2 separate regions of the Mus musculus genome follow, and region 2 is linked to region 1. A link is a loop called in an ENCODE intact Hi-C map of the cell type or tissue named here. Cell type or tissue: left cerebral cortex. All regions are shown on one strand.

Region 1 (8,000 bases):
TTCTGGCCTCATACTGCACCGTGGTCACTAGCTCAGCTCTGACTCCGTCGCCCTGAGGAATCCTTTCCTTTCTCTGCATCTTGCCCTCCACTCCTGTTCCCTCCATTGCAGAGCTGAGCTGACAGTGCAGGGCCAGGACCCTGCAGGCTAGGCTCTGGAATGTTCATTAACACCAGTCTGAGGCCTCAGAGGGGTGAGGCTGGACCGTGGCTTGTGGTTGGGAGAGGGCAGGATGAAGGGGACAGCCACTTACTCCCTCATGTCTCCCAGGTCATGGAAGCCTTTGAGCAGGCTGAGCGGAAGCTAAAGCCGAACCCAAGCCTCCTCTTCTCCGATGTGTACCAGGAGATGCCCGCCCAGCTCCGCAGGCAGCAGGAGTCGCTGGCACGGCACCTGCAGACTTACGGGGAGCACTACCCCCTGGACCACTTTGACAAGTGAGGCCCTAGCCAGCACAAGGGGGTCCTGCTCTGAGTGGATGCTGCCCCCTGTGCTAGTCAGCTGTGCGAACATGCTGAGCAGCCAGGGTGGCATTCCAGGGTGACTTTTGCTCCTGTTCCTGCTCCCCCAGGCTACTTCACTGGGGCACCATGTTTGCAGCCATTGCTGCGGCTACTTCACTCCCTTCACCTGTTACAGTGCCTTTTAGGGGTGGGAAGGGACCAGGGCCAGGGAAGACCCTCTGGGCAGGGTGGCCCTGGGCTTGCCCAGAGAGATAGCTGATTGGCAGAGTAAGTAAACCACAGGTCTGCCTTTGACTCTGCTTCCTTCGTCTCTGTTTCCTCAAGTTTGGGGGCTGGGGTGTGTATGTGGAGAGGAGGAGAGAGCCCAGCATGGCTGATTTGGTTTGGAGTGCTGTTGTGTGTTTGTGTATCTACACAGTAACTTACTGGGACTTATGATATTGCTTTAGCTTCTAGTTCTGGGACTATATCGTATATAGCACCACACCAGCCTTTGGGGACATCCTGGCTTCTTAGGCAGAAAGACTTGGAAATACCTACTTCTATAAATGTTCCCAGGCTAGAGGGCAGCCTTGGCATGTATGTGGCCCCTCCAGAGAAAGCCCTCCATGACCTGGTAGATGCATGATGTCCAATGAGGTGTCCAGGATGCCCCCTGGAACCTGCCAGGCTAGGCTGGGTGAGGGCAGAGGGGCAGCAGCATCTGCCTTCCCTGCAGGGGTCCCATGGAAGAAATCGCTCCTGGCCTTGGAGTAGGAAGGACACATTTTTCAAAACCATAAAGTAGATAAACACAGTCTGCCACCTTGGCTAAGAAGGGTTTAGGAGAGACTCAGGCCAGGTCAGCCCCACCCACCCCAGCTTGTCTCTAGGAGAGACTCAGGCCAGGTCAGCACCCACCCACCCCAGCTTGTCTCTGCCGGTCAGCACTGGAGCTCTGGGACCCACAGATGTCTCCAGAGCCAAATGGTGTCCTGAGGGCTGACTGGATGCACCAAGAGCAGGCCTCGCACGGCGCAGGGGTCCCTGGTACGTTCTGCTGGCCAGGCTGTGAGGAAGCCTGGATGGGCACGGGGTGCTAAGCCCAGGGCACGGAAGCAGAAGCCAGTGTAGACATCATCAAAGGGGAAGGGTGCCACGCGAGCTGCCGCCTGCAGCAGCCAGGGTGCCAGGCGTCCTGAGATTACATAGCCACCTCCACTCGCATAGGCTGGATAGTCCCCTTCAAAGAAGGTCTTCGGCACATAGAAGGGTCCTCCGGGCTTGCGGAGCGGTTTGGCCTGGGTGAAGATCTCACCCAGGTAGAGGCTGCGGGCCCAGGTGGGTGGCAGAGTCTGCAGGTGCTCCAGTAGGGCTGGGATGTGCACAAAGGCATCATCCTGAACCTGCAGGACAAAATTGACATCGGGGCAGTGGTGGCTCAGCCAGGTCAGCAGCAGCAGGTCCTTGAGTGTCCGGTTGTAGGGAACATCCAGGAAGTCCCAGAGCAGTAGGTCACCATAGCGCCGGCTTTCCCACGTCACCAGTGATCTTAAGTCAGGCCCCCCCATTCCTAGGGGGGACCCCAGCAGGAAGAGCAACCGGGTCCCAGCAACTGGGCTGCCCCAGGTCTCCCTCACAGCCTGCCGTGCTGCAAAGTGTCCTGGTTCTGATTTGACAGCCAGTAGCAAGTAGGGTACATCCTTATCAGAGCAGCTGGCCACAGGGCTGCCTTCTCCTGCAGGCAGCCATAGTGGAAAGCTCCTACAGGCCGCCGACAGCAAGAAGCGCCGAAGCTCCTGGGGGTACAGGATGAAGTCCAAGATCTCCGAGGCAGCAACAGTCCCCCAAGTCTGACAGTCCGTACTGGGCAGGACTCCCAGCTGCCGCTGCTGCTGGTTCCAGTAAGCAGAGGACAGTGGGCCAGTCTGACCCAGGCGTGCTGAGAGGTTGGTGGGCAGAGTGGGCTCAGCATTGGGTGGTGTGGGACTGGGCAGAGCGCCCCGGGGTTCAGCCTTTTTAAGCCAGGACTCGGATGTCCACTCGATGTATACTTTGAGGCCCAGGAGTGTGAGCAGTGCTGACAGGCAGAGCTGGCACTTGCGGCAACGCATGACCCGGCCCAGGGAAAGGGCCACCAGTGGGGCTGCAAGAGTCACAAGGAGCCACAGAAGTCTTTAGGGTGCAGGGTGGATCTCCAAAGACGGCCCAGCGAAGCCCAGGCAAGCAGCCTAGGTCCTACCCAGTTCTGTTAATGGCTTCTGAGACTCTGACCCTAGGCAGACTGAACTACAGTACCCAACTTAACGTTATCCTAGACTGAACACCGCCTCCCCTCGACCCCCCATTCTTTCCTTTTCTGCAGTCATGGTGTTATATCTATTTGCAGTATCGCTCCAACGGCTCTTCCTACTCCCCTTCCCTCATTCCTCTGTCTCTTCAGGAGTCCCAGCTTCCCGGGGAAACTCCTTTTTACCTTCTTGGAAGCCTACCTACCTCCTCCAGTAACCCCACCCCAGGGCCTGGGGCCCCAGGTACCTCTGGGTCCAGCTTCCGCCAGCTCTGGGGGTCCTCGGGTAAAGCCCTGCCCGGACTCCCTCCTCGCAGCTGTGCGTCCTCAAGCTGTCGGCCCAGCCCGCGCTGCAAGTCTGGAGGGGCGGGCGGGCGGGCGGGGAGGAGGCAGGAGGGCCCTTGGGGCCGGGAGGAGCCGGGGCGGGGCTGGGAAGGGGAGGCAGACAGGGAGACGCGCCCTGGCGAGTTAGGGCTGGTTTTCTGGTGAGACGGCGGGGGAAAGGTTTAGGGGTGGCCAAAGCCGCGGACCTGTGAGGGAGGTCCCAACGAGCAAAGAGAAGAGAGGCCAAGGGGCTAGTTCGAGGCCACCGCCTGAAAGCGTCGTGACTGTGCTGCGAGCGGGGTGGGGTGGGGGTGTGTGGGTTTGCAGGGGCCGCGAGTGGGTGGAGGGATCGAGGAGAAAAAAAAAACCTGGGAGACCTTGGCCGTTAACTAGAAGAACAGAGAAAGAGGGAGGCAGGAGAAAGACGCACAGGTGGAAGAGGTCAGAACAGAGCCTGACTAACCAGGGAACGGTCGGAGGAGGACCTAGAGAGGAAAGGGAGGACCGGGGTGAGCGGGGAGGCGGGGGCGGGGCATGCGAGCACAGTTGAAAGAAATGAAGTGGGGTGCACTGAGAACCCCCGAGTTGGGGGCCTGCACCTCCTCCAACTAGTGCCTGAGCCACCAGCCTTCCTACCACCTCCATCCAGCTGGGAGAGGCCCGCCCTGTGATGCTCTGGGCTTTATGCCCCACCCCTTGGGGCAAGAGGGTGTTTGACTGTTTACATCCCAGCTCTAGGGCCTCTGCTGTTGAGTCTTTGCCAGCAATCTGGGGAGGCCAGCAGGTATGGCCTTCCCATAACTCCAGGGGCCTAGGTTGGGAGGAAGCCCGCACCCCACCCCGGTTGACCCTTTGCAGCCTACCTGGTTTGGAGAACTGTCCAGATATAAAAAGAACTCAGTGTACCAGCGCTCAGAGTCTGTTATCTTTCCAGCCCTGATTTCCTCCCTCCAAGTTTGAATAATGGAGCCCGTGGGAACAGATGGAGGAAGAGAGTGGGGAGGAAATGGTGAATGTTAATGGAATAAGTACGGCTAGGGTGAGGAAGATAGCCAAGGGCCAGGTCGAGCCAAGCCCAGCCTAGCCTAGGGCCTTGGGAGAGGCTCGTCAAGACCTCTCAGCGCTACTGGCTCTTCTCCCTCAGGGCGCTGAAGGCTCTGTGACTGATAGCCGCCTCCTGGGGCCTTACAGTCTCCCAGGAAGCCAACTAACTAGGGAGAAAGCCCTGGTTAGTATTGGTAGCCTTGTGCATCTTGTTCTTATCAGCTGGAGCCCAGCAGGCCCTTCTCTCTCCAAGCTCTGGAGCAAGTGGTTTTGGTCCTAGGTTTTATGGATTTGTTAGCAATACAGGACACTCTTGAGTATGTATTATACATTCATGTATGTATGCATATATGTGAGATGGAATTTCACACTATGTAGCTCTGGCTGTCCTGGAGCTTGCTGTGTAGACAAATCTGTTTTCTGGAATCTTAAGAATAATGGACACATGGGGCTGGAGAGATAGCCAGTGGTTAAGAGCAGTTTTTGCTCTTGCAGAGGACCTAGGTTTGATTCCCAGAACCACCTTCCAAGGGAATCCAACGCCACCTTCTGGCCACTCTGGGCACTGTATGCAGTGTGATGCACTTACATCCAACACACATAAACATAAATAAACCTTTAATAACGGGCATTCCTTTCAGAGCCAGGGTCCAGGCGAGGTCACCACCAGATGGCTCTGGTGGTTCCTTGGTATTGGCAAAAGAGCCTAGGTGGGGGTGGGGACAGGGATGAAGGCCTGATGATGAGGCTGCGTCCATCCCACGACTGAGCTTCTGGGGCTACCGTGGGAGCTCTGAGCACTCAAGGGGACTCCCAGCACCCATGCATCTCTGTCAGCACAGCAGCTGTGGGCACACGCTGCACTCCCAGCACAGGTCACCCGGGATGCCCTGCATGGCAGGGTTTATGGCATCCTGGATTTTCCAACAAGGAACTTACTGCTATGCTCATGTGCGAAGACCCAGCACTCCCACGCCCACCCTGAATCTTTTCTCTCCAGAACCTGGCACTTGGTGCCATCTGGATCTAGCTGGGAGGAAAGGCCACAGGGTAATGTGAACAGCAGACGTTTAATATAAAGAATCACACATTTCCACAGTGTATTGGGTTCATGACAGAGCCACCGGAAACATGGGCGCCAGGATCAATCACAGTTGATAGGAGTGCCAGGGGAAGCTGCTGGCCACCCAACAGCCTGGGTGCTGGGCAAGTGCTGCCCTCCCTGCTACACTCTAAAGTCCCCGCACAGGTCTCTTTACTTTGGATTCTCTCCGGCGGTCGTGCCAGAAAGAGAATATTTTCTCAAATACTCATCTCCATCTGGGGGTGGGGTGGGCGGACACACTGGGACTCCCACATTTGAAGGTGCTCATCAGTAAATCAATGGGTAATGCCATGGGGCTCGGGGGGCTGCTGGTCTCTAGTCCGTGTAGGCCAGCAGTGTCTCATGTCAGCCACAGTTCCTGCTGATGTGTATGGGCAGAGTTTGGGGGAAACGGTGGAGCCGCATGCAGCTGTCACAGCATGGAGGGCTGTCTGCCCAGGCAACAGATGTTTGCCAGTTGCAGGCTGCAGTCAGCCAGTCCTGACTCAGTCTTCTTATCTTCCCATGCTGCTCCGTGCTGAATGAGCTACACCAGAAGCCAGACTGTGAGAAGACTTCAGACTCTCCACAGAGCCCACAAGACCCTTCAAGAGCTGGGCCACAGGCTAGGAAGAGAGGGGGGTAGATGTGTCTGGAGGCTGCTTGTCTGGTTCCAGCTTGAGATTCTGGGCCCAGTCAGCTCCAAGGACCTCACAGTGGGGCAACATCTCTTCCACCAGGATCTGAGTGAGACCTGGGTGGGACACGGCAGGGAGGTCTGAGATGTCCAGCCTGCGGAGGTTCCTGAAGGGCAAGAAGGACAGACGTGAGTGGCTCCTGTGTGCATGTGAAGGGTGGGGTCCGGCCCTAACTACAACTTCTCTTTTTTATTCTGTGTGTCTGAGTGTGCACTTGCTAAGGAAGGGATCCAGGATCTACTGCTGACCCACAGCCCTAACCCCTTACTGGTACATTCTAATCCAACACCGTAGCTCGGCCGAGTTCGCAGCCCCTCACTGGGAGATTCTAGGTAACTTCTATACCACTGAGCCACGCTCCTGGCTCTCCAGGAAAACTCTATAGCTAGCTGTAGAGTTATGAGAAATTCACTGCTAACTGTAAATACCGTTCTTTGGCTTCTCCTCTCCCACAACAGTGTGACACACAAAGTCTCATCTATATATAAAGGCAGCCATGCCAGGAGTCACCGAGTCCTTCTCAGCTGTGCTCACCAACCCCGGGCACTAGATCAGGGTTCAGGCAGATGGCTAGTAGTACCAAGGATCCCCTCCCGCCTCTGCCCTGTGCCAGCCTGAGCAGGGATCTTACTGGAGGTGGTGGAGGCAGGCAAGGCCCCGTTCTGAGATTCTGGGGCAGCCAGCCAGCGAGAGCTCCTGCAGTGAGCCAGCCAATAGGTAGAGGCGGCTGAGGCACCAGTCGTCCAGGTTGGGGCAGCGCTGCAGGGACAGGGACCGCAGCTCCTTCAGGGGCACTGGTGAGTAAGAAGGCAGGTGGCATCAGGGGCCTTTCTGGAGGGAGCCCAATGCCGAAGGGAAACCCACCCATTCCGGCCCACTCACAGAGGTTACTCAGGCCCTGGTAGTTGATGGCACAGCCACTGGCATCCACAGCCTCCACAGGCACATTCTGGAACTTCTGAATCTCGGCGAGGAAATGGCTACGGTTATTTGGCCGGATCCATTCCTCCTTGTCCTGAAACCTAGAAGGAGGAGTGGCTGAGGGTCACTGCCCAGCTTCCCATGGGTGGCCACGTGGCAACAGTGACAAGATGGCATTCTTCATACTCTTTCACACAGGATGCCAGAAGCCCCAGATATTGCTCAGCATCAGGGGCTGAGGTGCACACAACTGCATGCCTGAAAGCCCAATGTTTGGGAGGCTGAGGCAGGAGCATTGGGAATTCAGGGCCAGCTTGGCCTTCAGAGTAAGACCCCAACACACTCCCCACAACAACACACACTAAAGGAAAGAGCTACACGCACGAGTTCTTTCAGGCACATTTCATCCTAAGGATGTTGGCACAGGCATTCAAACCAGGTAGAAAGAGTAAACAGAAACTTTGTATTTTCCCAGAGAGAAGAAAACAAAATAACCAAGGGGCTGACCGATGGCTGAGTGGATGAAGCTGCCTGATGCCAAGGCTCACAGCCAGTTAATGCCTGGGGCCCCAAGAGCGGACAGAGAGAAGGGGTCCCCTGACCTCCAATACAGCAGCACACCCCCATACACTGAATAAATGTGTGTGTGTGACAAGAAAGGAAGGAGAAGGTGCATAAAGACTTTCTCTTTTGAGACAGGGTCTTGGATCTTGTTATGTAGCTCCGAGTTTATAATTCTGCTTCTGCCTCCCAAGCAGCTAGGAGCACAGGCACGCACACGTCATCATGTCCAGTTAGGAGACACTGACGCCCCTGAGCTGTCTCCCATCCTGGGATCACAGGCACACACCACCACCCAGCAGAAAAACACTTCTTTTTGCTTTTGCCAGACAGGGTTTCTCTGTGTAGCCCTGGCTGTCCTGGAGCTCGCTCTGTAGACCAGGCTGGCCTCAAACTCACAGATATCTGATTGCCTCTGCATCCTGAGTGCTGGGATTAAAGGTGTGTGGCACCACGTCTAGCTGTATATAACTTTTTAATTATGTATTTAAAGACGGGATTTTAAGGCTGGCCTAGAACTCACAGGGAGCCAGCTGCCTCTGCCCCCAGAGCATTGGGACTAAAGGGCTGGTTGTTAATTTAAAATGTATTTGTGTGGATGTATTTACATGTCTTTGTGCATGTGTTCAAGTGCA
Region 2 (8,000 bases), 93 kb before region 1:
ACTTGGCCCAACAACCTCGCTTAGATTTTCTTTTTAGAGTTCATTATTTTTTAAATTTACTTTATGTGTGTGTGTTTATATGTGTTTGTATGTGCCCCACCTGTGTGCAGTACCTGCAGAGGTCAAAAGAGGATATTGGCTTCCTTGAAACTAGAGTTATAGACAGTTGAGTTACTGTGTAGGTGCTAGGAACTGAACCTGGAGCCTCTGTAAGAGCAACCAGTACTCTTTTAAATATGTATGTATGTATGTATGTGTATGTACTGTAGCTGTCTTCAGACACACCAGAAGAGGGAGTCAGATCCCATTACAGATGGTTGTAAGCCACCATGTGGTTGCTGGCATGTGAACTCAGGACCTCTAGAAGAACAGTCAGTGTTCTTAACCGCTGAGCCATCTCTCCAGCCCCAGCCTCAGCTTCCATCTCTAAAATAAAGCTAGTGAATATGCCAGGCTTGCTGATGAGATGGAATGGGTTACTGATCCACTCTGCATGAAAGGCTCCTAGCATCTTGTCACCACTGCTTTTCTCAGCAGCTCTCACAGTGGCCATTTGCCACCATTTCCTGAGTACCCAGCACTTTGTGCATGCAAGCTTATTGAACTACCAAGGCACACCAAGAGCGAGACCAGGCTGACATTGTAGACTGTGAAGCAGGTCTTTGAACTGCCTTGTGTGCTGCTGCTCTCGGGTTTCAGCCTAGGGTCAGCTGCTTCCCAGACCCATCCTTGCACTTTAGAACAGACTTGCCTCCATCCAGGAACCTGTGTGCATACCAATGTGTGCTGTCTGTCTCATGGAGTGTTTGCCTTTTTCTACTCAGCCGAGTTACAGCCAGCCACCCTACAACCAAGGAGGCTACACCCAGGGCTACACAGCCCCACCACCTCCACCTCCGCCACCACCTGCCTACAACTATGGGAGCTATGGCCCCTACAATCCTGCCCCCTATACACCCCCACCACCCCCAACTGCCCAGACCTACCCTCAGCCCAGCTATAACCAGTATCAGCAGGTGAGTACAAGATGGGCCTTCCGGTAAGGCTTCTGGGAGCATTCTTGGGTGTGCATTCAGATTTGGGTTCCTGCCTGTTTCTGAAATATGGGCAGCTGCTTGTCTCAGGCTTTTGATAAACTGGTCTTTAATGGCCGATGTGTAGCCCTGGACCCCAGTGCAGCAAACCTTCCTAGCTAAGCTAGGCCTCCAACGTAGCCAAGGGGTGCCAAGTTCCATTCCAAGTTGGTGCTGGGGCTGCCACACCTGAAAAGGACAGCCAGCCAGCAAGCCACAAGACCAAGACTGCTTTCCCATTTATGTGACATCAAGTCACCCCTTACCTTTCCAAAGCATTTTGGTTTCTGTCAAAGAACCCATGTGATGAGGGTGGACCACAAAAGGAGAGAAGGGACAGTCTGGAGTGCAAGAGATAACTTGATATTCTTGTTCTCTCCCCCAGTATGCCCAGCAGTGGAGCCAGTACTATCAGAACCAGAGCCAGTGGCCGCCATACTACGGGAACTACGACTATGGAGGCTACTCGGGCAGCACACAGGGGGGCACAAGCACACAGTAGCCGGTGCTGGAGCCTTCAGAGGCTCGTGCCGGCTGCTTCTAATAGCACCTGCCTTGGCCCCTTTTTCCCCTCTGAGTCCTGTGGTGCTGGGGACAGAGTTATCCCAGGGCTGCCTCTCTCTAGCCCACTTTTTCCAGAGGAGCTTCTCTCTTCATACAGGCCAGGCATTTTCCTCTCTGGATTCCAACAGGCAACAGTGAGCTTTTCTTTTATCTTTGTCCCTCCACTTCCTCCTCCCCTGCCTTCTTAGCTAAAGAAGCCTCCCTTGTGAGGCCACAGTGACTGGGGAGGAGCCTTGCCTGTCTGCCCCTCCCTACTCTGCTTTTTAGCCCCTTGGCTTCCCAGACTCTCATGCAGTTGGTTGTAAATTCTTCCAGGAGCTGTTTTTCTGTCTACTTTTCAGGATTTAAAAAAAATTTTTTTCAAAAACTTTAAAAAAAAAAAAAGTTTAAGAAGCAAATTGCAGAGGGAGGAAGCATTGACTTTTTTTGGTAATTATGCTTTTTTTTTTTTTTTTTTAATTTTTAGAATTTGTCTGTTTTTACTGTGGGTCAGCCGTTGATACTTCATCAAATAACCATTTCTTTGCTGAGTTCAGGTAACCGAGGAAGAGCCACACCCTCGAAACAACAAAATCACCTTTAACCTAACTTTTTATATGATGTCTCAGTTCCCCGTAACTTTGCACACAAGCGTCTGTTCAGTTGGATTGTAACTGCTTTTTGTACTTGGAGAGAGTGTGACTATTGAACTTGAAACCTTTTACTCCAGGAGTCGTGGTAGTTTCTGGTGGGCATAAGCGGGTGAGAGGGTGAAGGGAAGGTGGGGGTGGGGCCAGCTTCCCTTTAGACCCTAAAGTTCCTCCACCACCACCACCACCACCACCTCCACCTCCACCACCACCTCCACCTCCATTGCTCTTCCAGGTGCCAGACCTGCAATGTTTTACAGTGGTCCTTTTGATTACTCTCACTTCCCGAATGTTCTAACCGGACCTTAGCAAACCGCACTTATTACAAGATGTTTTACCCTGTTTTGTTTTGTTTTCTTTCAATAAATGACATGGCACCTCTTATCAGGAAGGAAGCAGGGTTGAAACCCTGAAGTGTTACTGCAGTTGGCCTTTAATTGGGATGGGAACCTTTGAAGGGGAAATGCCTCGATCATTTATTTAAACAAAGTGGGTCTGTACTTCACATAACCCAGATGCTCCTTGTGCAGGGACAGACAGGTGAGAGCTGTAAGAATGAGACTATGCTGGCGCAGGCCCCTCTCCGGGTGTGTTGCCCAACCTACCCTAAGGTCCAGCCTGGATGCTGCTCTCAGGGTGGCCCTGTACCGCCACCTGTGCAGGTGTTGGCTGCCTACTCTTCCCTACCTATCATCCTGAACAGTTCTAGGGATGTGAGCACTGCAGAAATGACCCTAGCCCCTCTTCTTGGAGTTCCTCCTCTAGGGAATACAAATTTGTAACCAGTTACAGCGCCAAGCATTTAGAGAGACCCTGAAGTAATAGGCAGGGCTTTCTGGAAAAGAGGAAAATGCAGGGTGAGCTGTGGGGTGGGACTCTAGCCCACTGTCCTTTCTAGCTTCATTTCTCCTGTGCAAGCTGTGTTTTTCACATCTGATGCAGTGTGTGGGCAGCTCGCCCAGCTCCCTTGTAGAAACTAGGGAGCCTTTGAAGAGCCACAACCTATCAAAAGAAGCTGGGGGTTGTGACAAGAGCCTGTATCCAAAGGTATGCATACCACTTACAGTGCCCCAGGACCTAGGTGCAACATGGCTAGACACCAGGAGGGAGTAGATGCAAGGCTGAGGGGGGACCATGTCGGTGCCTAAAAGATACTTGTCACTGGGCTGTGGTGGCACGCTCCTTTAATCCCAGCACTTGGGAGGCAGAGGCAGGTGGATTTCTGAGTTCCAGGACAGCCAGGGCTATACAGAGAATCCCTGTCTGGGGGAGGGGGGAAGGGGAGGAGAGACACTTGTCAAGTTGCTCTAGGAGAAGGTAAGGAGGGGTCCTTGTCCCTAGCCTGGGAAATGCTGCTCTTGGCATATGTGTGTTGGGCAGCATCGCCCTCTGCTGGCCATTCCTGGTGATGCAGCTGGGTTTTTACCAGGCCATTCCCCAAATGTCGGGAATGCTTACCAAGTTCTAACTCTTCCAAACCTGTTTCAAGATTAATGCACCACCTTCCTCGTTGTGATCTCCAGTTCCTTTCCTTGGTTCCCTACCCCAAACCTTATGGGTTCCAAACACCTCATAGGGCTACGAAGCCCTTTATGATCTGACACTGACACGTGGCCTCCATTTTTTTTTTTGAGTCTGGGTTCTCTGGCTGCCCTGGAACTCGCTCTGTAGACCTGGCTGGCCTCGAACTCAGAAATCTGCCTGTCTCTGCCTCCCAAGTGCTAGGATTAAAGGTGTGCACCACCACTGCCCAGCTTCCAATAATCTTTTATTTTTTGCTTTCTTGAGAAAAACTTGCCATGTAACCCTGGCCGGCCTTATTCAAGACAAGATTTCGTCAAACCCTCAGTGATATCCCTGCCTCTGTCTCCTGAGTGCTGTATGCTCTGCATAGTAAACAGTTAACAGCACCCAGAAGTACCTTTGTCAGCAAAACTGCCTGAAGTACTTCCTAACTCCTGCCCATGCCTTTCAGGTCTCATCTGGGGGCTTTATCCCTGCCAGAAAGTCTCTGACCCTGCCTGTGGTGAGCAGGTCCTTCCCTTTTACACAGCGAATTCCTCATATCTGCAGGTTTCCTTCTTGTTTGGAAACACAAAGGTTCTCCCCCCAATTTAATCTCATGCCAGCCCTACAGGCTGGATGTGATGATAGAAGGAAGTCAAATCTACAGAGAGCACAAAGTTGGATGAGATGGTTCGGCGGTTAAAGATGCTTGCTGCCAACCTTGACTGAATTTTATCCACACTCCCATAAGTTGTCTTCTGACCGCATAAGTATTTTTAAGAGGACTCGAGGGTCTATGCGATAGGGCCAATACAACCACTCCAAATATTAACACACGAGGACCTCAAGTTAGAGTAGCGATCAAATGACACACGGTCCCCGCTGACTTTCCCATTTGATAGGTTTAAGATCCATCAGCGGGGCTACGCATGCGCATAAGAGAAGGCCCGCCTTTGACCCGGAACTTTGATGCTTGGGTGCCGCATAAAGACGCTTGCGTAACCGGAAGTACCTGCGGGTACCTAGGGTCCAGCCTGGCTTCCGGAGCCCGCTGTGGCGGTTACTGTGTTGAAGAGACCTGTTATGGAGGCGGTGGCAGCTGCAGAGGTGACGGAGAGGAAGCCGGATAATGGTGAGACGTTTGCCAGGCTCAGGTGACCGGAGGGTGCTCTTGCGGTGTGACCAGGAAATGGTTCCGGCAAGCGCTGAGGACTCTAGGAAGTCTGACCGCCGCTTACTGGCACTTTCAACACTTGGTCCACCTTGTGGGTCTGGTTATTCGGCCTTGTAGCAGGTTGACGTTTCCCTTCTTCTTTGAAATGAACCCCTTTCCATGTCCTAGGCTAACCCACTTTTTTTTTTACCATGCCAACGCTTCAAGCAAATAACAACTCTCCTGCAGATTCTTCCAGTCTCAGACCAACCTTTCTCAAGTTAACATCATTTCTGTGCCAACCTGAGTTTCTCCGTATCCCAAGCTAGCTCTCCTCTTGTCCCATGAAAGCTCACATCAAACCAACAGCCCCCATTGCATTCTAACCCTTCCTGACCCCAACGTCTGCCTCTTTAGGTCCTAAAGTTCTCATTCCGCCCCTTTAGGTCCTTTCTCCCTCGCACCTTCAATGCCTTTTACTTTGCTACTGACTTCCTACAAGTATTGGCTTGGGGGGGCGGGGGCGGGGGCTTTTGTTTTGTTTTGTTTTGGGGTTTTGTTCACAGCCTTTTATTATTGCCAAGGTCAGCCTCCAAATTGCTGTCCTCCAATCCCAGGTCCCAAGGTACTGAGTTTACAGCCCTGTGCCACCACGCCTGTCTTTAATGTTTCATAGTAGTCTGATGTGCGATGACAACTTGGAACTGGGAGTTACTGAAGCTGAATAGCAGATTATGAATGTAGAGGCAGAGGTGTGTTCTAGTGTGTGTTTCAATCTTTGATAATCTCCAATTGTGGTGATTTATATCTGTAACCCCAGCACTTGGGAGACTGAGGCAGGAGATTACCCTTAAGTTTGAAGACATCCTAAACTACATAGTGAGTTCCAGACTACAAAGTCAAACCCTGTACTATGAGGCCCTGCTTCAAAGTATATATATTAACATTTTCTGTAACAAAATTGTATGTATCTTTTAAACTTTCTGGTGCTGGGCCTCAAGCCTTACAAATGCCAATCACATTTGCTACCATGAAGCCATAAAAGAGAATCTGGGGCAAGATGTGGTGAAATGGGCCTATAGTCAGGAGCCTAGAAGGTTCAAAGCCAGGGATTAAGGCCGTAGCTTATTAGTGGGATGTTTGCATAGCATGCCTGAGGCCCTGGGTTCAATCCCCAGCACCATCTAAACTGTGTGTGGTAGAGCAGGCCTGTCCTCCTAGCACTGCCAAGACACTGCTCATAATTTTCTTACCCATCACCTACTACAGCGTGCTCTCCACCCTGAACTTGTTCCAGTCAGGTAGGATCCCCAGGGACGTCCATTCATGGCTATTCAATCTACTTGATTAGAGTTTTGTTGTTTTGTTACATTCTCATTGTTATTCATTCATTTGTTTGATTGTATATTTATTTATTTGAGGTGGGGTTTCACCCTGTAGCCTAGGCTGACCTAGAACTCACTATGTAGTCTAGCCTGGTCTAAAACTCATGAATCATTCTACCCCAGCCTCCTGAATGCTGGGGCTATTTGTGTGTGTGTGTGTGTGTGTGTGTGTGTGTGTGTGTGTGTGTATGCATACATACATACCTGCCCAGCATCCAGACTGTTTTCTTACTATACTGCTTCCAGCAGCCAGTGCCAGCCACCTGGCACAGTTGCCTTATGAGAGAAACAATATGCACTGCTTCCCTTCTGTTTCTCAGGCTGCTCTTTCTTAGCTCTTCCAACTGCTATACCAAAGACCAGAAACTGGGTGTTTGGTTTTTTGTTGTTGTTGTTTCCTTTTCGGTTTCTCGAGACAGGGTTTCTCTGTGTAGCCCTGACTGTCCTAGACTTGATTTATAGACCAGGCAGTACTCGAACTCACAGGTGTTCCCCTGCCTCTGCCTCCCAAGTGCTAGAATTTGTGAGCTGCCATGTGGATGCTGGGAATTGAATCTGGACTCTGGAAGAGCAGCAGCCTATGCTCTTAAACGCTGAGCCATCTCTCCAGCTACAAGATGTCACTTTCCTGGCAAGCCTGCTACCCTGCAGTTTAAAAGTGAGCCATCCTAACATTTGCTGCTTCTGTCTTTTTTAGGCTTTTCATTGGATACTTTATTTATCATCATCATCATTTTGTTATCATTGGTGTTTTGGATTTTGTTGTTTGTTTTTTGAGATTTTTATTTTGAAATTCAATATCACTGTGTAGGCCTGGCTGGCCTTGAACTCAGAGAGATCCACTTGCCTCTGCTTCCTCCACGCTGAAACTGAAGGTGTGTACCACCATACCAGGCTTGTCCGACTGTCTTTCTACCTAGCCAGGGAAGCACGTAATATATTCCATGGTTGTTTGTTTGTTTGTTTGTTGTTTTTTCGAGACAGGGTTTCTCTGTATAGGCCTGGCTGTCCTGGAACTCACTCTGTAGACCAGGCTGGCCTCGAACTCAGAAATCCACCTGCCTCTGCCTCCCGAGTGCTGGGATTAAAGGCATGAGCCACCATGCCTGGCATATTCCATGGTTTTGTTAATTAGTTAGACTATTGACTGTGCAGCATCACGGCCTGTTCACCATGGTCTCTCTGTCTAAGGCCTAGAACATTACCCAGAATGTAGCAGGTACTCAGTAAACGTGAGCTGTTTGAATGTGTCAGTTCCCAGCCTCCTCCTGCCTAAGCCCCCTTCCCCTGATGCCCTTAACTAAAGACTCCTCTTGACTCTCAGACGGCGTGGAGCCCAGAGTTGTGCACTGGGGGGAGCTGAGCCAGACTCCCATTCCATCTGGACCGCAGGAGAAGGAGACAGCAGAGAGGACACCAGACATCCCCAACAGTGGCAGCTCCCAGGCAGAGAGCCCGGCTGTGAGTGCCATGTTGCATGCCATCGCTGCCAGCCACCTGCCTGTGTGCAGCCAGCAGCAGGGTGAGCCTGATCTGACAGAGCCTGAGAAGGTGGCCATCCTGGGCCAGCTGTATCACAAGAAGCCGCTGGTGTTCTTGGAGCGCTTCCGCACAGGCCTCCGGGAAGAGCACCTGGCATGCTTCGGCCATCTGCGTGGAGACCACCGTGCTGATTTCTACTGTGCCGAGG

What was found. Hi-C counts contacts between places; a loop is a spot of excess contacts. Peaks named below come from ENCODE experiments on the same cell type or tissue, not always from the same donor. Only the 100,000 strongest peaks of a DNase experiment are listed, where the experiment ranks them.
Region 2: it touches region 1 in a loop (5-fold over the local background); 4 of 42 quality-filtered maps call a loop at or near these places.

The regions. Positions count from the first base shown.
Region 1 is chr7:25,622,704-25,630,703 of GRCm38, reverse strand. It overlaps Dmac2 (distal membrane arm assembly complex 2), which reads right to left. Exons shown (of 6, transcript NM_001290487.1): 4 at 6,766-6,905; 5 at 6,515-6,677; 6 at 5,154-5,989. The coding sequence ends at 5,812. It overlaps B3gnt8 (UDP-GlcNAc:betaGal beta-1,3-N-acetylglucosaminyltransferase 8), which reads right to left and starts at 3,080. Exons shown (of 2, transcript NM_001036740.2): 1 at 2,982-3,080; 2 at 1,214-2,589. The coding sequence starts at 2,557. The coding sequence ends at 1,388. It overlaps Bckdha (branched chain ketoacid dehydrogenase E1, alpha polypeptide), which reads left to right. Exons shown (of 9, transcript NM_007533.5): 9 at 271-852. The coding sequence ends at 441. In left cerebral cortex, a CTCF peak has its summit at 4,670 (motif pointing left); DNase peaks (open chromatin) are centred at 3,909 and 6,475; H3K4me3 peaks cover 501 bases; H3K27ac peaks cover 335 bases.
Region 2 is chr7:25,715,822-25,723,821 of GRCm38, reverse strand. Ccdc97 (coiled-coil domain containing 97) reads left to right here and starts at 4,787. Exons shown (of 5, transcript NM_028771.3): 1 at 4,787-4,904; 2 at 7,635-8,000. The coding sequence starts at 4,856. Hnrnpul1 (heterogeneous nuclear ribonucleoprotein U-like 1) reads left to right here. Exons shown (of 15, transcript NM_144922.3): 14 at 825-1,016; 15 at 1,459-2,661. The coding sequence ends at 1,575. In left cerebral cortex, a CTCF peak has its summit at 3,673 (motif pointing left); DNase peaks (open chromatin) are centred at 3,274, 3,657 and 4,733; H3K4me3 peaks cover 1,537 bases; H3K27ac peaks cover 1,384 bases.